7 separate regions of the Homo sapiens genome follow, and regions 1, 3, 4, 5, 6 and 7 are each linked to region 2. The links are chromatin contacts, found by Hi-C or POLR2A ChIA-PET in ENCODE. All regions are on one chromosome and are shown on one strand. The core of a region is the stretch at or near the end of the contact, and the rest is flanking DNA. Distances in the headings are between cores, read along the strand shown. Region 1 holds the start of OGG1 (8-oxoguanine DNA glycosylase). Region 2 holds the start of ATG7 (autophagy related 7). Region 3 holds the start of MKRN2 (makorin ring finger protein 2). Region 4 holds the start of CRELD1 (CRELD disulfide isomerase 1). Region 5 holds the start of BRPF1 (bromodomain and PHD finger containing 1). Region 6 holds the start of RAF1 (Raf-1 proto-oncogene, serine/threonine kinase). Region 7 holds the start of FANCD2 (FA complementation group D2).

Region 1 (2,700 bases), core at 79-2,578, 1.5 Mb after region 2:
ATCCCCATTTTACAGGTGGCAAAACTGAGTCATAGAGAAGTGACTTATGTCCAAGAACCCTAACCCCAGCCCAGGTCCTGTACTCACCTTGGAATTTCTGAGCCACCTCTTGGAAGTGGGAGTCCACGGAACCCCAGTGGTGATACAGTTGAGCCAGGGTAACATCTAGCTGGAAGTACTTGCGCACGGCCTCCAGCTCGTCTGGTGTGGGCCTGCTAGCCTGGCTCTTGTCTCCTCGGTACACAGTGCAGTGGAGCTGCTCCTCAGTCTGAGTCAGTGTCCATACTTGATCCGCTAGTACACCACTCCAGTGTGCAGGACTTTGCTCCCTCCACCTGAGCCCAAGGCACATGACAACCCTGGCACTCAATTTCCTTTCTTGCACCCTTTGGGGTCCCTCCTATCCTACAATAGCTCCATGTACGAAACTAATACAAGTAACAGTGCTATCTTCCAGTCTGAGCAACATGGCGAAACCTCACCTCTACAAAAAATACAAAAATTTAACCGGGCATGGCGCACACCTGTAGTCCCAGCTACTCGGGAGGCTGCGCCCGGGGGGTCGAGGCTGGAATGGGCCTCTCTGCATTCCTACCTGGGCAACAGAGCGAGACCCTGTCTCAAAAAAAGAAAAACAAGTGCTATTATCTTCTGCATCGGTTATACCGCTGGATCCTTACAATTATCACTGTACAGACATATTAAAGGTAACAGGTTGGCTACCCGTGCTTGTTTCCTCTTTTGTACCCCGGGTTTCTTCCATCATCCCCCAAATTCCTTTGTACCCCATGCCAGGCAGTGTTGAGGCGGCAGGAGCCAGTCCGAGGGGACAGGCTTCTCAGGCTCAGTCACTCACCGGAAAGATTGTCCAGAAGGCAGAACCAGGTCCAGGCGCAGCTCAGAGCGAGGGCACGGGATGGAGGCCCACAGGGCAGGAGTGGAGGCTAGAGTACGATGCCCCATGCGCCTGGGCAGAAGCGCGCGGGCAGGCATTTCCACAGCAGGCACCGCCCCGTAGTAGCCCCGCCTACCCAGAACCAGGCCTCGTCGACGCCCAAAGACCCCGCCCAGACAAGGACCACGACCCTTAAGGCCTCGCCCACACGGTGCTGTTTAACAACCTTCCCTGTTTCACTTAATTCCTCCACCTCCTGCATGCCTCGCCCTTTGCGGGTCATCAAAGCCCCGCTTCGTGCCCCAATTCTCCGGCTTTCCTGAGGTGTAGGTCCCGCCCCCTCCTTGCGACTTATCTTCTCCCGCCCCCAGAGCCTGTGGGCGCGCACAGCTGTGTTCTTCTGGGTTCTCCAGGGGCAGACCACAGCACCACCGGAAGTAGGGCTCAACCACCGCTCATTTCACCTAGAGGTAGCCAATCCGAGGAGGAGGTAGGAGGCGCCAATGAGAAATCAGGGTGGGCGGGCCGTTCTGAGGCGCTCGCGCGGTTGGCCGGCACTGGGCTCTCTGCCAGCTGCTCGCCTTTCCCCCTCCGGGATTGTCTGCACTCGGGGCGCTAACGAGTTCCATCTGGGCGCCCCGCGGTTCCTCAGGGCTGTCCGTCTTCAGAGCCACGTCCTTCCCCAGCCCGTTCTCCGAGAGCCGTTCTCCCCCGAGCCTTTGCAGTCTTAGGCGTTCGCCCTCCTTGGGCCGCCTCCCACGAACCCTGTCTTCACCAAGAACCGGAGCGAACACAGCTCCGGCCCCAGAGCCCTCGGGAAGTGTCTCCAGAGTATTATTCTCTTCTGCGCCCGCCCGCTAAGCTTGTCCCATTCAAGGCCTTTAGGCGTCCTCTGAGACCTCAGGACATCAGAGGCCTCTCCTCGGATTGTCGTCCCGCCGGCCGCCACAGCTGCTGCCTGCCGTCTTGGGCATTTCTTCCATACTCCATCTGCTCATGCTTTCCTCGGAATGGGACGTTTGCCGGGGGTTTGTCTGGGGCTGGGCCCAGAAGCCCATCAGGTTGAGTCCAAGTCCCAGTGTGTGGCCCTGAGGCAGCCTGCCTTCTAGTCGCCTGGAGTAGGAGGATGGATTATTTAATTTCTTCCCTTCTGGAGGATGGCATGAAAAAGCAGGGAGCTAGGAGACATGACCTTTATCTGGGCCATTCTCACCTTTTAGCATAGGGATTTGGGGTTGCTGTATCTTAACTATCAGGCTGCAAGTTTTTTTTCTTTGAGACGGAGTCTCACTCTGTCGCCTAGGCTGGAGTGTGATGGCGCGATCTCGGCTCACTGCAAGCTCCGCCTCCCGGGTTCAAGCGATTCTCCTGCCTCAGCCTCCCGAGTAGCTGGGACTACAGGTGCGCGCCACCACGCCCAGCTAATTTTTGTATTTTTAGTAGAGATGGGGTTTCACCATGTTGGCTAGCATGGTCTCGATCTCTTGACCTCGTGATCCAGCCGCCTCGGCCTCTTAAAGTGTTGGGATTACAGGCGTGAGCCACCGCACCCCGCCCAGACTGCAAATTCTTGAAGAGCAACATCTGCAGCGGATTGACCCTTGTGTCCCAGCCAGAGACCTAGCGGAGTGTACCGTCAGCATGGAATCAACATCAGACCAGTGCCATCATTGTCTCAGTGCCAGTCCTCAGTGGCTGCAAGGCCTGGGCCGCCCCTTCTTCCTGTGACTGTTCCTATCTGTAGGCATGCCATCCCACAGGCGCCTAGCACTTGGAAGGCATTCCTTCAATAAATGTCGGTGGAG
Region 2 (2,700 bases), core at 1-2,500:
AATATTTATTGAGCATATATAATATGCTAGGCATTGCTCTATATGCTGGGGATATAACAAAACATGACAAAATTTGCTGTCACTGTTAAGTTTACTATGAGCAAATACATTAAATATGCTTAGCCTAGAGAAGAAAAGGTGAGAAGAGGAAGACAAACTAGCAGCTTTCAATGATGTATAGGGCAATTAAATGCAGGGGTGATTCCAAGAGCCTGAAGGAGGAACAGTGAGCTAAGATTACCGAGTAGCTGCTTTCAGCTCAACCTAAGAGTCAGAACTGGGGGAGGACCAAACAGGAGCAACCAGAAGTAGAAAGCTTTCTGTCACTGAAGAAATCTGGCCAGTGGGCAGAGGTGTCAGAGAAAAAAATCTAAGTAGTCAATGAAAAAGGGAGTCTGGGATCCAGAGGTCCCAAACTGACAGCCACAGATATGACTGGTTACAGTTGAACAGGGTTTTGTAAAAACTGAGTTGCCAATGTTTTTAAACGCCAGAATTACTTGCCAATTTTTAAAAAATGGCATCAGTCGCCAGTGTTTAAAAATCAGGAAACTGCACGCACGTGCACACACACACGGTTTGGCTTGTACTTCTCCAACATCATGTACGTTAGTACTGTACTTATAAAATTAGAAGTTTGACTCTATTTCTGACAAATGTTCTAACACCTATATTTACCTTACCGGATTGATTCTTATTGTGCATTAGTTTCTAACCCTGTAACCAAGGAATCGAGAATCTTCTTTCTCAGAAAGTAAACTTATTTAACCTCCTCACTTAAACAAATGGCGGATTATCATTCCCATTTTGCAGATGGAAAAGCAGCTTAGATGGGGAAGGAACGTGCCAGAGACAGCAAATCCAGACACAGCCAGGCTGGGAATCCAAATGTCCCATCTCCCGTGTTCCAACACTGAAGATTCTGAGCACTGCCTACCAAGAGGACAGGAGGGGCTGACTTAGGAAATCAGCACGAGCTTCCAAGTCAGAAGACCCCGGACTGAACCAGTCTGAGGGGACGCGGCTACAGACGAAGGGCGCCAGCCGGAATCAGTGAGTCCCTGGAGGAGGAAGGACCACCCAGAAACTGGCAGAGGAGGATCCTGAGACTTGCTGTGACCCTCGCCCTCCCTGGCGAGCTCGCCCCTTGACTCCAGGCCTCCAAAACCGGCCCAGCAAGACCCCACTACACCCTCGCCCGCCGCGGCTCACTTACCGCCGCTCAACTTCCGGCAACCACAGCTCTCTCTGAGGCGCGCGCCCCGATGACGCAACGCGGTCCTGCCCGCGCTTGCCACTGGGAAGCGGCGCGCGTGCGCAAAGGAGCAGAGGCATGCCGGGGAAATGCGCCCCTAGCACCGAGCTAAGTGGGAGGAACTTGAGTCGTGAGGAGGGCGGGGCATCAGGGGGCGGTGACGCCCCCGGGGGAAGCGATGGAGAGCGTCTCCCTTACCAGATGTCGGAATGTCTACATTCCCTTCAGGCTTTTAAGAAAGTGCCCACGTTCTCTCTTTTGATTTCAGAGGATGACAGGAATGATCACCATGGTCATTCTCCAGGAGAGGCGGCATCAAACGCAGCACAGGGGCCATCAGGGTGGCAGGTGTGGAGAGCCAGGAGATGAGAATTTTAGTAGGAAAAGGCCAGTGAACGTCGACAGTGACCAACCTGCCTTTTCTAAACCAGCCATCATTCTCACAGCTCCTCACTGTCAGTGAGATAAAGTTATTCCCTCTCAATACTTGGTTAGATACTCTGCGCGTGCAAAGCACTGGACAGGTGTTGAAGATACAGCAGTGATTATGACAAGTTTCTCTGTCTGGCCTGTAAGGCCTTTCACAAATTAACTCTGATATACCACTCTAGACTCATAACAACAAGAGCGATGACTGCTATTAATTAACTAGCCACCATGTTTTCAGGGTTTTACATCTCTAATCCTCACAAGAGTCCTGAAACATATCCCCAAGTTATATATGAAAGAACAGAATCTAAGAAAAGTTAGGTGGCTTGCTGAAAGTTAAAGGGCTTTTGGGCCAGGAACGTAATCTGAAGTTTGTTTGATTCTGGCAAATAAGAAAACAAATCCAGACTAATAAGGATACTTATTAGAAAGGATTACTGCAGGCCCGGCGCGGTGGCTCACGCCTGTAATCACAGCACTTTGGGAGGCCGAGGCGGGCGGATCACGAGGTCAGGAGATCGAGACCATCCCGGCTAAAACGGTGAAACCCCGTCTCTACTAAAAATACAAAAAAATTAGCCGGGCGTGGTGGCGGGCGCCTGTAGTCCCAGCTACTTGGGAGGCTGAGGCAGGAGAATGGCGTGAACCCGGGAGGCGGAGCTTGCAGTGAGCCGAGATCCCACCACTGCACTCCAGCCTGGGCGACAGAGCGAGACTCCGTCTCAAAAAAAAAAAAAAAGAAAGGATTACTGCAAGAAGTGAGAGAGGTGGGAGAGAAGGAACCGTGCAATAGCAGAGGGAGACTATTGCAATAGTGAGATCACTCTGACCAAAACATCCGCAGATGTTTCAATGGTTAGGGAAAAAGAGGGTTCCCCCACCCCCCACCCTCCCCAAAGGCAGGTAAACAAGGCTGGAAACAACCGAATATGGGAAGTGGGATGAAGGGGTGGCTTGATCAGATAGTAGATTAGAGAATGTTTTATCTTGAGGCCAACCTATTCTCAGTAGGGGTT
Region 3 (2,700 bases), core at 17-2,516, 1.3 Mb before region 2:
ACACAAACCCGTCTTCACAAAACACCTTCTAGTACAAATAACCTAGTAAAAGTCTTTTTATAGACACTAGGTGCAAATTTCTGACAACAGCTTAACATAAGCCACCTGGGCCTTGGATAAATTGAACAGTAAATGTACACTAATGCTAACAGAAAACTTACTACACAGTCACGTCTCAACTATTCATACCAATGAAGAGAAGTAACAACATAGAAAATAAACTGTTTATTACACAAACTCTATAACTGTTTTTAAGCAATGTTTCCCATAAAAATTATTAAATGAAATTTGCATTTTCCAAGCATACAATTCAATTTGCGTTTTCCAAACATACAATTCAATAGGACTAGACTCCATTACCAGTAAGCCACAAGCTGACCAAGCAATGAGGGTGTTACACAACCACACTATTCTATTTCATAGGAGCAGTCGTAGTGTAGCTATCTGGCTATTTTCTACAATAAACCATCCATTACCGTCGCATTTCTCCTCGTAAATGGCTCTCTCAGTAAGATAAATGAGTGTCAACGTCTTTCGGTCTCAGTTTCCTGCACTGTAAAATGGTAATAATAACTACTAAGTTGTCTTACTGTGAAGTCTGATGATAATGAATATAAAGGACTTGGAAATATGCAGGGCGCTTCGCCGATATTCACAATATGCTACCTGTCGTTATTTTCCACACAACAACTTTTACTTGTTAACTCTCTGCAAGTTTAGATTGCATCTGGATTCTCCAAACTTTGAGGCCCTCATAATCGATTAACAAATTACTCCTATGTGGTATCCCCATTTGTAACCGTCCTCTCGGCGTCCCTTTACTCAACTTCAAATCTTTTCCAGTTAAAGCGTAAGCCCCAGAGCCTTCCCGACAGCGCCCCGGCATCCTGCACGGCCCTGGCTAGGACGTCCTTCCTCCCAGCCCACAGGGGCCACGCTTCAAACTCGGGGCGTAGCCCCCCGCGCTGGCCTCGCCCAGCGTCTCGGCCACGCATCCCCCGGATCCCCGGCTGTGGCGGCAGCGCTCGCTCTGCCTCGCAAAGCCCCGCCGCGAACAGCCGAGTAACTTTCCGAGTCCCGCTCTAGCCTCAGGTTCCCGGACCACAGCACTGGCGCGCACCGGCCCCCCTGCGGCCTGGGGGAGCGGCCCGAAGCTCCTGGCTCCAGCGCACTGACCTGCAAGTGATCTGCTTGGTGCTCATGGTGGCTGGGCTGAGGGACCGTCGTCGTGCCGCCGCCTCTCGCAGCCGCTGCCGCCTCGGCCTTGGCCCTGGCCCGGCCCATCCCGCGTAGCCGCGTCACGCCGGCGCACGCCGGCGCACGCCGCCCCTCCGGTGTGGCACCTTTGTAGCGCCGGCGGGTAACCTAGCCGTCGTCACAATTGGTTCCGCACCGGGGATCGGGCCGGCTGTCCCGGCATCCCTGCTCTCGGTGTCCCGCACTTCCAAGCCTCCGGGGCGGAGCCTGGCTGGCATCTTAGTCCTGCCAGTCTTATCCCGATGCCTACTGTTAGTGCCTGCGATTCTGCCCCGATCGCCAAGAGTATTCCTTAGGGATCTCCCGCCTCCTTCGAGGCACTTCACCACTCCTGGGGAAACTCCAGCCTCTCCTCTTAATCCCGGATGCCCCTATCCATTCATACTCGCACTCACTGGGCACCCTTCTCAGGCCCTGCCTCAACTGTTCCCGCCGGACCTCGCCTCCCACTTAAGGAAATTCCTTAGCTCTCTCCCAACTGCTCTTTCCCCAAATCTCTACTTCCACAAGTTTTAGTCTTCATTTTCTTTCCTGCCAGTCTTGTGCTGCTCGTCTTCCATTTCCTATGGTGGAAACCCCAAAAGTTATTTTTGACACTTCCCTCTAGCTCTCTATACCCTGCAGATTCTGCTCCCACACCTCTGTCCAATGCGTCCTCTTCTGCCCCCTTTCCACCGTCCCTTCTACCTAGCACCATGCGATACCTTTTTTTTTAATTATTATTATTTTATTTTTTATTTTTTTGAGACGGAGTTTCTCTCTTGTTGCCCAGGCTGGAGTGCAGTGGGGCGATCTCGGCTCACTGCAACCTCCGCCTCCCGGGTTCAAGCGATTCTCCTGCCTCTCAGCCTTCCACGTAGCTGGAATTACAGGCGTGCACGCCTGGCCAGCCATGCGATAGCCTTTTAACTGGTCTTCTGGCTTCCGTTCCTGGTAAAAATCTATTTTTAAAACATAAATCGGATCATGTCATTCACCTTTTAATCTTACAATGGTTTCTCATTGCTTAAAAACTCGAGATACATAACATGCACAATATAAGTGCACCAAACACATTCTATGAATTTTTGCACATGCATACACTCATGAAACTACCACCCAGATCAAAATAAAGAATTTTTTGTTTTGTTTTGAGGCAGGGTCTTGCTCTGTCGCCCAGGCTGGAGTGCAGTGGCGCCATCATAGTTCAAGCAGTCCTCTGCCTTAACCTCCCCAGCAGCTGGGAATACAGGTGCGCGACACCATGCTCGACTAAACTTCAAAATGCTGGAGTAAGGAGAGGTTGAGCCGGAAGGATCCTTTGAGCATAGTTCACTGCAGTCGAGGCTGCAGGGGGTGGGTGGGGGCTGGATATTATCGACACCCCAGAAGGGCTTCCTTATGGTCCTTCCCAGGCAATACTTTACAAAGGTCATTGCTTGGGTTCATCTCTATCACTATAAA
Region 4 (2,700 bases), core at 1-2,500, 1.3 Mb after region 2:
TCCAGGAAGGGGGCATTTTGCTTGCCTTGTTTACTGCTATACTATAGATGTTCAGTGCTATTTGTTGAATGAATAAGTGCTCCCCAAGAGTTCCTAGCCCTACACCAGCAGAGCAGAGATTTGGCGGGGAGGGGAATATACACCCCTTCCCCCAGCAGCCCCTTACCTGTCTTTGTATTTGGACAAATTCTCTTCCTCCCAGGCAGTGTTTCCACCTCCAAAGTTGTCCCGGATGGTTCTCTCCAGGCCCTGGAAACAGAAAATTAGTAATAGCTAAGTACAGTGCCTGGCACATGCTAGCACTTCACTGTTCTACTGACTAGGAAACTGAGGCACAGAAAGGCAACCTGCCTAGGGCCATACAACTAGTAAGAGACCAAGATGAAACTTAAATCCACGCAGATTTGCATCCCAGAGTTCCCCACTCTAAATCGCTGTGTTCCCCTCTAACGAGGCTGCCGGTGCACCCACCTTGTTAAAGCTGTCAACCAGTCCCCGGCAGGTATGACACGGATGGGGCTGAGGCGGGGGAGAAGACTGGGGAGGTGGAGAGGGCTGGAGCCAGATAGGTCCTGGGAGGTTGAGGAAGAGGCTGAGGCCCCAGAGCATAGCTGGGACTAGGCCCTTCGGGGGCCATGGGGCCATCTTTACCCAGGCTGGGGACCTGCAGATAGAGGGCGTGGAGAGGCTTCACTGAAGGAGTCAGGCCCCACGCGAGAAAGAAAAAGGTCTGTTCTAAGGTGCCGTGGCGCTGGGATCTGCGTTATTACAAGCAAAAGAGGCCAAACTGGGTATTGCAGGGGCTGTGGGGATGGGTGGGGAAAGGCGCATAAGATGCAATTCCAGAAGAGAAATAAGTTATCCTCGCTAGCATGGGGTGGAGAGGAAAGTGGCCTCGCTCCTTGACAAGGGGGCAGAAGTCAGCCTCTTGTCTGAGGGTCTGATAAAGAATATTAGGGGCCGGATCCGCAGAATTAGGGAGAAGAGATCAGATTCCAAGTACTGAAGGAGAGGAGGCCAGAGGGGTTGTCTTGGGGGAGGTGTCCGGAACCCCGGGCTTGGAGGGAGGAGCCCGGATCCGGATATGAAGGGAAGGGATCAGATTCAGGGCCTCGCAGAAGGGCAAAGGCACGGCCCACGAGCCGGCAGAGAAGGATCCAGACCCTCGTAGGCCACGGAGAAGGAAGAAGCGACCGCCCCAGCCCGCGGGCGCCGTGGGCCGTCTCCTCACCGCGTCGCTGCCACAGCCTGCGTAAAACGCACAACCCCCACCCGCGCCGCAGTCCAGGGGGCGGAGCTTGCCGCCCAGCCAATGGCGACGGGCCATGTGCCATTACGTCACCCCACGCCAGCCAACCAGAGGCGGCACCGAGCTGCACCTGTCCGGGCTTTAAAGGGCCGCGGGGCTAGGGAATGACGTTTGCCAGCCCCGCCACTGAAACGGAGACGCGTGTGGGCCACATGGGTAGAAAAACAGCGTCTGCCTTTATTTAAGTCCCGTCCCCCGCCCCAGGTCCCGCGCCTGGTCCCACCCCGCGTCCCGGCGCGGGAGTCCCCGGGGGATGGAAGTAGCTATCCAGGGCTGGCTGAAGGGCCCGGGACACTTGCTCCGCTCTCTCTTGGAGCCGCCCGGAACGCGGGGCGCGAGGCTGCTGCAGGGCCCCCAGGAAGTCTGGCAGTTGGGAGGGCAGTGTGAAGACGGGCACGGTGCGGAAAAGGGCGGGTACGGCGTCCGGGTGGAGCAGCCTGTCGAAGCAGGCCCCCACGTAGCTGCCGGGCGCCCGGCCCTGCAAGAAGTCGGGCAGCACGCAGCTGAGCGAGGCGCGGAAGGCGTCGTGCGGGCCGTGCGCCCCGGGCCCGGACACCCCATCCTGTAGCCACTCGCTGCACAGCGCCACCGCACCGGGAGAGAAGAGCAAGACCACCACGCCGCCCTCCTGCAGGGTCTGGCGCCGCTGCGCGTGAAACCAAGCCACGGGCCCCTGCGCGCTCAGTTCACGACGGCTCCACAGGTCTACGGCCACGCGCAGCGGCAGCTGGCACAGGGCCGACGCCAGGGCGCCCACCAGGCGCTCGAAACCCGAGTCATCGGCTGAGTAGAGGAGCAGAGCCGCGCGGCCCCTGGCGGCCGCTGCCGGAGAAAACAGATGGGGAGGGAAGAGGTGAGCTGGCACAGGCCTGGCTCCCCGGGGGCGGCCCTCCGCCCAGCGCTTGCTCCCACTCACCCCCCGAGCGGACGTCCTGTTTCAAGAGCCTCAGCCACCCTGTTAGGGGAGAGGGGCGGAGGCAGCCAGTGAGCTCGGCCGCCGCTTTCCCTCGGAGAACTCCCACAGCCACTCTGGTCCTCCCCCAGGGGAATGGGGAGCCGGGAAGCGCTCACCTTTCGCGTGATCCTTTTTGAGAAGGAGGATGAGGGAAAGCGCAGCGGCAAAGAGTAGGCAGGCCAGCCACACGAGGGCCCAGCGCTTGTGGATGTCTGGGAGACCCAGAGAAGAAGAGTTAGAAACTTACCCTCCACAGAGAAGAAAAACTGAGACTTAACAGAAATGAATTGGGCCGGGTGCGGTGGCTCATGCCTTTATATAATCCCAGCACTTCGGGAGGCCGAGGCGGGCAGATCACGAGGTCAGGACATCAAGACCATCCTGGCTAACACGGTGAAACCCCGTCTCTACTAAAAATACAAAAAATTAGCCGGGC
Region 5 (2,700 bases), core at 120-2,619, 1.5 Mb after region 2:
ACCCACTCACACATCAACTGAGTGACTACCAAGTGCCAGGCCCTAAGGGTACAAACACGAACGCGACAATCTAGGCATGCTCAGCTCCATGCTGGTCCGCAGGGGCCCTCCCTCCCCGCTCCCCAACATTCCTGGGTGAGTGTAGACAGCAGATGGCACCAGGCCTCAGGAAGCCCAGCTTGGTCAGAGACTGCCCCAATTTCTCTCGGCCTAGTTGAGTTCAACCATTCAGCTAGGGGCTTGGCACCATCCCAGCCAGGCAGGGCTATCATGAGCTCCCTGACAAAATAACCCCTCTTGGCCTCTCCACCTGTGCCTTAACCAGGCAAGTGGGCTGCTCCAGCTCCACTGTCAACGGCTCCTGATTTTCACATCAGTAACGCTACACGTCCAACTGCAACTCTTCTATTTCCTACCTGCGGCTGTGTCTTTAAACATAAACCAACCGAAGCACAAACAAGCTCTCCTCTTTCCAAGCTGGGTCCCGGGTGAATGGTTCCCAAAGTAGCACAGCGAATCAGCAATCTCCCCTTGGAACCCGGCAGCAGAGGCACAGGCGAGGGAGACGAGAACTTAGACCAGAAAGCCCGTGGGGAGGGCCCAAGGAGAATGGCGGCTGCATCTGCCCCTGAAGCTCAGGGGGCTGGAGGAAGTAAGGGGCGGGGGCCGGAGGGATAGGGCTGGGCCCCGGCAGTGCCCGCAGCCCACTCTCCGGATGCGGCGGCGTTTCCCCTTTGTGGAAGTGTAACAAGTGAAACAAGGCTCCCCGCCTGCCACTAGCCCGGGCAGCCCCGAAAGATACACTGTTGCCCCAGGATGCCTGCTGGGAAGCAATGCACTGTCAGTTCTCCCAACTGGAGTTGCCAGAGAGGTTCCCGGGCCACGCGGCTCAGTGCGCGTCCCACGAACGTAGCCTACCCCTTCCCTGCCGGCCACTCCCGCCCTGGTCCCAGGCCCGCACTCACCGGCCACCTCGAGTCCGGGCTCATCGCCGGGGGCGCCCGCCGGGGCTCCGACCCCACTTGGGGAGGTCGGCGGGGAAAGTCGGGCCGGGAAGGGGGAGCCCCAACTCCGGAGACCGTAGACCTCGCCACCCCGGCCCCCTGCCGCCCCACGCTTTGGTCCCGGCTCCCCGGGATTCCTGAGCTGACCCCTGCCGCTCCTGGTCCCGCCGGCGCCCTGGGGTCTCAACTCCGTCGGCCGCCGCCCGTTTCGCGAGCCCCCAAGATGCCCGGTCTCGGGACCGGGCGCTGCTGGAACAATGGAGGCTCCCAGAGGCAGCGCGAGGACAGCGGCGGCGGAGACCGTGGCGGCAAAGGCTGTGGCAGCGGCGGCGGCAGCAGCGGCGGCGACGGCGTCTGCGCAGGGTAAACGTGGCGCCGCGGCGCTACTGAGCTGCACTTTCGCCACGGATCCCCGCCCGCCCGCTGAGGCTCGAAAGACCGTGCTCCGGGATTCAGAAAGGACCCTGGACACCCCACAGGGCTTCTCTAGCTCTCCCATCTTAGAGTGGAGTTTCTGGAGACTGAAGTCACCGTACTCGGGATCTGGGGTCGTCGGGCGGTTTGTGGCGAATCTGCAACCACGGACGGTGAGCGCGGGGCTGGGCGTGAGGAGCCCGCCCTTCTCCCCTCCCCCTCTGCCTCCTCCCTATCCGCTCCCTGCCTCCTGCTGGCGCCGCGGCTGCGGGAGGGACCTGGCCTTGGTCTCGGAGGAAGGCGGTGAGGCGGGGCCAGAGTCACGGGGCGGGGCTGGGGGCAGGGCCGGGAGCAAGAGGGATGCGGGCTGGAGCCTAAGGGACCGGTAGTTATGGGTAGGACCGGGGCGGGGCTGGAGACTAGACCGGTCTGTGGGGCGGGGCTTGTGGGAGGGGGCGGGGCTACCGCACAGCGGGGGCCTGTTAGAATAGCGGGGTAAAAAGTGGGGCTAAACAGAAGAAGAGTACTCGCGAGAGAAAGGGCGGAGCTTTGGATGAGCCTGGAAAGTGGAGCTGGACTAGAAATAAAGAACAAAGTTGGAAAAAGCGATGCGACGCTGAAGGGAGCAGGCGGGGCTTGGTAAGGCAGGGGCGGAGCTGTGGGGAAAGGGCAGGACCGATTAGGGATAACGGGGCGTGACTGAAGGAAAGGGAAGAAACTTGGGAAAAGTAAAGGAGAGGTGCTAGAGAAAAGGTATGGGTCTGAGAGAAGGGGCTGGTTTGGGGCCGGTGGGTGTGAAAGGGCTTGTCTGGTAAAGCGGTGGGAAATCTGTGGGTTGGCAGGGATGTGCTGCGGGTTGCTGATTGGAACATGGTGCCAAAACAGCTGATTTAATGTGAGTGGGTCACCTCCTAGCAATGTGAACGTGGGCAAGTTCAGTTCTTTAAGTTCCTTATTTGTAAAACAGAGCTCGAAAACTCTGTTGTTAGTTCTTGAGGGTTTCAGAGAACTTGCATGGCAGGGGGAGACATCCTTAAACAATACTTCTCCAGTTTTGTCATCAAAGAGGAGCGTGAAAGGTCTTCCAGGGTTCTGGGACAAAGCCCAAAGCATCTGAAAGCTTCTATCTTCTTAATGCAAACTTTGCATTTGACCCAATAAAATGTATGTTTTCTAAAAACCATCCCAATAAAATCGACATGCCAGGAAGAGGTTTGCTGATTAAGATCTTGGGATCTGAAGTCAAACTGATGAATTATCTTAAATGACTCATCTTCTCAGA
Region 6 (2,700 bases), core at 190-2,689, 1.4 Mb before region 2:
AGTGATCTGCCCGCCTCGGCCTCCCAAAGTGCTGGGATTACAGGCGTGAGCCACCACGCCCAGCCATGTCTTTTTTTTTTTTTTTTTTGAGACAAGAGTTTCGCTCTTGTTGCCCAGGCTGGAGTGCAATGACGCGATTTCGGCTCACCGCAATCTCCGCCTCCTGGGTACAAGCAATTCTCCTGCCTTAGCCTCCCGAGTAGATGGGATGACAGGCATGCACCACCATGCCCAGCTAATTTGGTATTTTTATTTTTTTATATTTATTTATTTTTTCGAGACGGAGTCTCGCTCTGTCGCCCAGGCTGGAGTGTAATGGTGCGATCTGGGCTCACTGCAACCTCTGCCTCCCGGGTTCAAGCGATTCTCCTGTCTCAGCCTCCTGAGTAGCTGGGATTACAGGCGCCCGCCACCACGCCCGGCTAATTTTTGTATTTTTAGTAGAGACGGGGTTTCTCCATGTTGGTCAGGCTGGTCTCGAACTCCCGACCTCAGGTGATCCGCCTGCCTCGGCCTTCCAAAGTGCTGGGATTACAGGAGTAATCCCAAAAAAAGCGCCGGGCCCTTTTTTTGTTGTTTTTTAAATTCAGTAACTATCTAGTTCATTCTTGGATGGATGACAACCCAGATTGGATGTGTAGCAGCGTTCTCTTAACCAGTTTCCTATTAATCTTCATTTCATCCCCAGTGTTTCTCCAGAATGCAAATAATATGGCATTAAATATCTTCACACATAGCTTTTTGTGTATGTGTATACTTATTTCTCTAGAATTAGTGTCTAGAAGTGAAACTGCCGGGAGGAAGGATATATACTTTTAACATGTCCAAGTTCCACTGTGATAGCGCTGCGAGGGCACACAACAGGTTTCAATATACCTTGGACCAAACCGGATATTATCAGTTTTTTTAACTTGTTGCTAATGTGATGGGGGAAAAATGAACTCGGAATTTACACACAAGGAAAAGACCGTTTAAGGTTCAGGGACTGTCCACATAGCTGTCAAGTGGCGGAGCCGTGATTTGGTATTAAAGTGCCCGGAGAGGACGCGTCAAAGTTGGACACTGTGCCCTGTGTCCTGAGGCACGTCTGGTGATCGCTGGGCCTTGCAATGCTGGGCAGGCAGGCCTTCCTCTCCCCTTCTAGGCCTCTGGCCACTCCTGGCTGGCCGAAAGCCGGTTCTTCTCGATTACCGAGTGCCTCTCCTGAAAGCAAGTCAGCGTCGCCTAACCTCTTCAGCTTCGAAATGGCGGCCACCAGATCGCTAGGCCACGCCCCGGGGGCGGGGCCTGAGTTCAGGCCAGAGCGATGGATGCCCGAGCCAAGTTAGAAGTCGACTGCCAGTAGGGCTCGCGCAGAATCGGAGAGCCGGTGGCGTCGCAGGTCGGGAGGACGAGCACCGAGTCGAGGGCTCGCTCGTCTGGGCCGCCCGAGAGTCTTAATCGCGGGCGCTTGGGCCGCCATCTTAGATGGCGGGAGTAAGAGGAAAACGATTGTGAGGCGGGAACGGCTTTCTGCTGCCTTTTTTGGGCCCCGAAAAGGGTCAGCTGGCCGGGCTTTGGGGCGCGTGCCCTGAGGCGCGGAGCGCGTTTGCTACGATGCGGGGGCTGCTCGGGGCTCCGTCCCCTGGGCTGGGGACGCGCCGAATGTGACCGCCTCCCGCTCCCTCACCCGCCGCGGGGAGGAGGAGCGGGCGAGAAGCTGCCGCCGAACGACAGGACGTTGGGGCGGCCTGGCTCCCTCAGGTAGGTGGCAGGACCGGGTCGTGGATGCCGGGGGAGCCGGGCGGCGGGGCTGAGGGATCGGCTTCCAGGGCGACCGGGCCTGGGTGGCGCTGATGGAGCGGCCCCGCGGCTGCCGGGCAGAGGGCTTGGGCCAGGCCGTTGTCACCCTGGGGTAGCGTTGGGCGGGGGCCCCGGAGTCCGGTGTCATGGCCGGCGAGCCGAGTTCCCACATCCCACTCAAATTTCCTTGTGTTTGGCGGAAACGTGCCAACGCCACCCTTATGCCATGCGCATTCCTCATATTTGGCAGTGGGAAAATCCGCCCAGAGCTGCCCCATATCTGTTGTCACTTGGATGGGCCAATTCCTTTTCTCTTGGGCCGCCGAATGTGGGACCCGGGCTTGCACCCTTTCTCAGGGTACTTCAGTCAAGTGACACCCTTTTAGAGACGACGTGAGGAATCGGGTAAGAGAGGAGGAAACTGGCCAGTGCCCTACCACAAAGGCACAGGGGCCTCTTCTTGGGTATCAGGACTAGCCTTGGGTATCAGGACTCTGGGTTATTAATGAAAGGTTTGGGATACTTATAGAGGATTGGCCTCAGGACGCTTTGGAATGAAGAGCCAGGGCTGTCTTTTGTGTGACGCGAGAGCCGCCGGGACGCTTCAGCTCTGCAGCTGCTGAGGCTCTGCGAGCGAGTCGATGCCCAAGAGAGAGGGGTTTGGACGTCGTGAGAGGCGAGGCGGCCGTGTTCATTCATTGTTCTCGTTCTAGGGCTCTGGGTGTGCCCCTGGTATTCATTCTGTGGTGGGAAGAAGGAATGGAACTTAGTGTATCCTTGAGATGTGAACGGGTTCTAGGGGGTCACTTAATCTAAGTGGAAAATGAATTCAAGGCACGTTCATTGAGCGTTTCTGCTTGCCTGGTCCTCTGTGGGCTGAGTGGAGAGACTCTGCCCTCCCTGCGCTCCTAAGGCGTG
Region 7 (2,700 bases), core at 172-2,671, 1.2 Mb after region 2:
CCTCGGCTCACTGCAAGCTCCACCTCCCGGGTTCACACCATTCTCCTGCCTCAGCTTCCCAAGTAGCTGGGACTACAGGCGCCCGCCACCACGCCCGGCTAATTTTTTGTATTTTTAGTAGAGACGGGGTTTCACCGTGTTACCCAGGATAGTCTTGATCTCATAACCTCATAATCCGCCCGCCTCGGACTCCCAAAGTGCTGGGATTACAGGCGTGAGCCAACCGCGCCCGGCCTGAAGAAGTGATTTTTAGGCAGGGACTTGAGGGCTGAAACAGCAGTTAGCCAGTAGAAGGGGTAGGAGAAGAGGAGTCCAGGCAAATAGATACTCATACTGAAACAAGGAGATGTGGAGTTAGAAATCAGACAGCAGAGGTGGGGGAAGTGCCTGAATCACATGACCTTTTAATCTTGTAAATCAGAACCTTCGTGGTCTCAGTGCCTTTGCACAAAGGTGTTCTTTTCATCTGAAGTGCTCTTATTTGCCTGGAAATTCCTACTCAGATCTAAACATTCAATCGAATGTCATCTTCCTTGAAAAGTGTTCCTCCTATCCCTAAGGGAGTTTGCTACTGCAGCTTCCCTGCTCCACAGGGTATACCTAGGGGCCCTTACCTCACACTAGACTGGGGCTCTTTGAGAGCAGGAACCCAGTCTCACTTACTCAATGTCCCTAATGCCCAGCATAGTTACCGGCATAAGGAAAATTTCTGAGAATATTCAGAGTGAAAAAAGCTCGCAGTGCAGGGGAAATGCTAAAAGCTAACAAGAACTGTTTCAAGTGCTTTATATTTAATAATTCATTTATTTCCCACAAAACTTTTTGAGGTGGGTACCATTATTCTCATCATCACGGGCAGAACTGGGATTCTAACTCGGAGTCTGGCTTCAGCACCTGCGCTCTTCACCACCTATACTTACTCTTGATGATTATAATGACTTCTAATAATGGTTAACATTTACGAGGTACCGGGCCCTGTGCTAAACTTTTTATTTATCGCCGCTTCGGTTAATACGGATAACCATTATCAGCCATCTTGCAGATGGAAAAACTAAGTCTTGTCAGCACGTCCGGCTTCCAGGCACCCGCCTTTAACACGTGCGATACCATCTGGCTTCCAGAAAAGCCCAACAGAAGTGAGATGAGGCCGACTGCCTGGATTAGTTCATCGGGAAGCGGGTGAGGGTAAAAGCCTTTCTCGTTTCCGCATTTTAATGACGCAGAAAGGTACCTGTGGGGATTATCCCATCTCAGGGCAGATGAGGAAGCCAAGGTTCGGGGCGCGGAGCCCCAGAGGAGAACGCCGACCGCGGCCCGGACTTAGAGATTAGGCCGCAGGGGAGCGGGGCCTCGAGAGACTACGACCATTGCTCCACTTACTCACCGAGAAGCCGTCGCCGCCCGTAGTTTTCGACTTTCCCGCCAGGCCCGACGCCGCTCTGACGCCACCGAGGCGCGCCATGACGTGACGCCAACTTCCGCGCCGGAAGTGGAAGGCCGGGCAGCCCAGCTGAAGGCAATAAGCTGGGCTCACCGCTGCAGCAGAGTTCTGTGCTAGCCGGGCATAGGGGCGAGAGAAGGCCCAGAGGCGACGTCAGAGAGAAGCAACTGCGCCCCGGTGAAGAGAAGCTCGCCCATCACCGGCTGGGAGCCAGCTTTCAGTGAAGATGGCAGGGCCAGAACTGTTGCTTGACTCCAACATCTGCCTCTGGGTGGTCCTACCCATCGTTATCACTCTTCGTAGACATGATCCGCCACTACGTGTCCATCCTGCTGGAGAGCGACAAGAAGCTCACCCAGGAACAAGTATCTGACAGGTCAGCGCCCTCCCTTCCCCAGCCTACCTCACACCGCCGTGACCTTGGACAAGAAAGTGCAGGCGTTGTGTCAGTTTGCCTAGGTTCACGTCTCGCCCCCACTGGCAAGGTGACCTTACCCGTTACCTCTGTGTTTCACTTTTGTCCTCTGTGAAATGGGGATAATAACAGTACCTCCCTCATAGACAGGTGGGAATCAAATTAGATGATGTCTGTAAATCCCTTAGCACAGGATCTAGGACGTATTGAGTGTTAAAAACAAAAAACAAAAACGGTGCTGTTAATCCTTTAGGTTAGTCGCCAACCCTCGGTGGGTTTACCTATGAACTATCCCATCCCACCCTTTCGTTGGGAAGAGTGCCTGGTGCTTTATAGCTTTTAGTATTTGTAACATCCAGTCAAGTGAGTGTGATAATCTGCATTCTACCAAATTACTGTTCCAATGGTTAGCTGAGATGCTAAGCACCAAAGCGCTTTGCAATCTGTAACACTGCTGTTAGACATGTAAGGAATTGTAATTATCATTTCCCTTCCTAGGGTGGAGGCAACTTCCTCACATACTTCATTGCAGTATTTATTTATTTATTTAATTTAACTTAATTTAATTTTTGAGACGGAGTTTCGCTCTTGTTGCACTAGATTAAGTATCTATTATTTTTCCGTTTGCATATTTTATCACTTGAACAGAAACTCTGAGCGCAGGGTCATGACCTTGCCTTACTCTATACCCCATAGCATGCAGCAGAGTGCAAGGCACATGGTAGGCCATCAAAAAACTTGTTCACAGCCAGGCGTGGTGGCTCTCACCTGTAATCTCAATACTTTGGGAGGCTGAGGTGGGAGGATCGCTTGAGCCCTGGAGTTCAAGACCAGCCTGGGCAAC

The links. A loop is a pair of places that touch in the nucleus more often than their neighbours do. ChIA-PET counts read pairs that join two places held with the same protein, here RNA polymerase II (POLR2A). Pooled maps may share reads with other maps.
Region 1: a pooled map shows a loop between it and region 2 (8-fold over the local background). The contact joins the promoter of OGG1 here to the promoter of ATG7 in region 2. A Hi-C loop is called at or near these places in 5 of 50 pooled maps.
Region 3: a loop to region 2 is called in a map of B cell, with 37 times the contacts of the local background. The contact joins the promoter of MKRN2 here to the promoter of ATG7 in region 2. A Hi-C loop is called at or near these places in 4 of 168 maps with a recorded cell type or tissue (B cell, CD4-positive, alpha-beta T cell, CD8-positive, alpha-beta T cell and 1 more), 2 of 37 single-sample maps with no recorded cell type and 9 of 50 pooled maps. POLR2A ChIA-PET finds 5 or more read pairs at or near these places in 1 of 52 experiments (PC-9).
Region 4: a loop to region 2 is called in a pooled map, with 11 times the contacts of the local background. The contact joins the promoter of CRELD1 here to the promoter of ATG7 in region 2. A Hi-C loop is called at or near these places in 5 of 50 pooled maps. POLR2A ChIA-PET finds 5 or more read pairs at or near these places in 2 of 52 experiments (PC-9 and activated B cell).
Region 5: a loop to region 2 is called in a map of CD8-positive, alpha-beta T cell, with 5 times the contacts of the local background. The contact joins the promoter of BRPF1 here to the promoter of ATG7 in region 2. A Hi-C loop is called at or near these places in 1 of 168 maps with a recorded cell type or tissue (CD8-positive, alpha-beta T cell), 1 of 37 single-sample maps with no recorded cell type and 7 of 50 pooled maps.
Region 6: a loop to region 2 is called in a map of CD8-positive, alpha-beta T cell, with 8 times the contacts of the local background. The contact joins the promoter of RAF1 here to the promoter of ATG7 in region 2. A Hi-C loop is called at or near these places in 2 of 168 maps with a recorded cell type or tissue (CD4-positive, alpha-beta T cell and CD8-positive, alpha-beta T cell) and 9 of 50 pooled maps. POLR2A ChIA-PET finds 5 or more read pairs at or near these places in 1 of 52 experiments (Panc1).
Region 7: a loop to region 2 is called in a map of naive thymus-derived CD4-positive, alpha-beta T cell, with 19 times the contacts of the local background. The contact joins the promoter of FANCD2 here to the promoter of ATG7 in region 2. A Hi-C loop is called at or near these places in 1 of 168 maps with a recorded cell type or tissue (naive thymus-derived CD4-positive, alpha-beta T cell) and 7 of 50 pooled maps. POLR2A ChIA-PET finds 5 or more read pairs at or near these places in 1 of 52 experiments (GM12878).

Annotation. Positions count from the first base shown.
Region 1 is chr3:9,748,580-9,751,279 of GRCh38, reverse strand. It overlaps OGG1 (8-oxoguanine DNA glycosylase), which reads right to left and starts at 1,328. Exons shown (of 7, transcript NM_002542.6): 1 at 857-1,328; 2 at 88-335. The coding sequence starts at 993. RefSeq lists enhancers at 1,555-1,674, 1,705-1,754.
Region 2 is chr3:11,270,947-11,273,646 of GRCh38, reverse strand. It overlaps ATG7 (autophagy related 7), which reads right to left and starts at 1,250. Exons shown (of 21, transcript NM_001349232.2): 1 at 1,217-1,250. RefSeq lists enhancers at 465-1,054, 1,203-1,332, 1,055-1,646, 1,603-1,652.
Region 3 is chr3:12,555,653-12,558,352 of GRCh38, reverse strand. It overlaps MKRN2 (makorin ring finger protein 2), which reads right to left and starts at 1,266. Exons shown (of 8, transcript NM_014160.5): 1 at 1,177-1,266. The coding sequence starts at 1,202. It also overlaps a transcript of MKRN2OS not described here. RefSeq lists enhancers at 547-606, 516-1,039, 1,427-1,486, 1,537-1,646 and a silencer at 1,167-1,256.
Region 4 is chr3:9,932,384-9,935,083 of GRCh38, reverse strand. CRELD1 (CRELD disulfide isomerase 1) reads right to left here and starts at 1,250. Exons shown (of 11, transcript NM_001077415.3): 1 at 1,164-1,250; 2 at 472-664; 3 at 167-249. The coding sequence starts at 645. IL17RC (interleukin 17 receptor C) reads right to left here. Exons shown (of 19, transcript NM_153460.4): 17 at 2,381-2,476; 18 at 2,226-2,264; 19 at 1,463-2,131. The coding sequence ends at 1,491. RefSeq lists an enhancer at 839-1,208 and silencers at 1,309-1,638, 2,219-2,278.
Region 5 is chr3:9,730,404-9,733,103 of GRCh38, reverse strand. BRPF1 (bromodomain and PHD finger containing 1) reads right to left here and starts at 1,369. Exons shown (of 14, transcript NM_001003694.2): 1 at 966-1,369. RefSeq lists enhancers at 254-813, 1,374-1,933 and silencers at 891-1,020, 1,031-1,080, 1,551-1,910.
Region 6 is chr3:12,662,856-12,665,555 of GRCh38, reverse strand. It overlaps RAF1 (Raf-1 proto-oncogene, serine/threonine kinase), which reads left to right and starts at 1,439. Exons shown (of 17, transcript NM_002880.4): 1 at 1,439-1,743. RefSeq lists enhancers at 1,064-1,133, 1,174-1,523, 1,135-1,746, 1,747-2,357 and a silencer at 1,714-1,933.
Region 7 is chr3:10,025,158-10,027,857 of GRCh38, reverse strand. It overlaps FANCD2 (FA complementation group D2), which reads right to left and starts at 1,421. Exons shown (of 44, transcript NM_001018115.3): 1 at 1,385-1,421. It also overlaps the pseudogene CIDECP1. RefSeq lists enhancers at 688-1,322, 1,323-1,958, 2,594-2,700.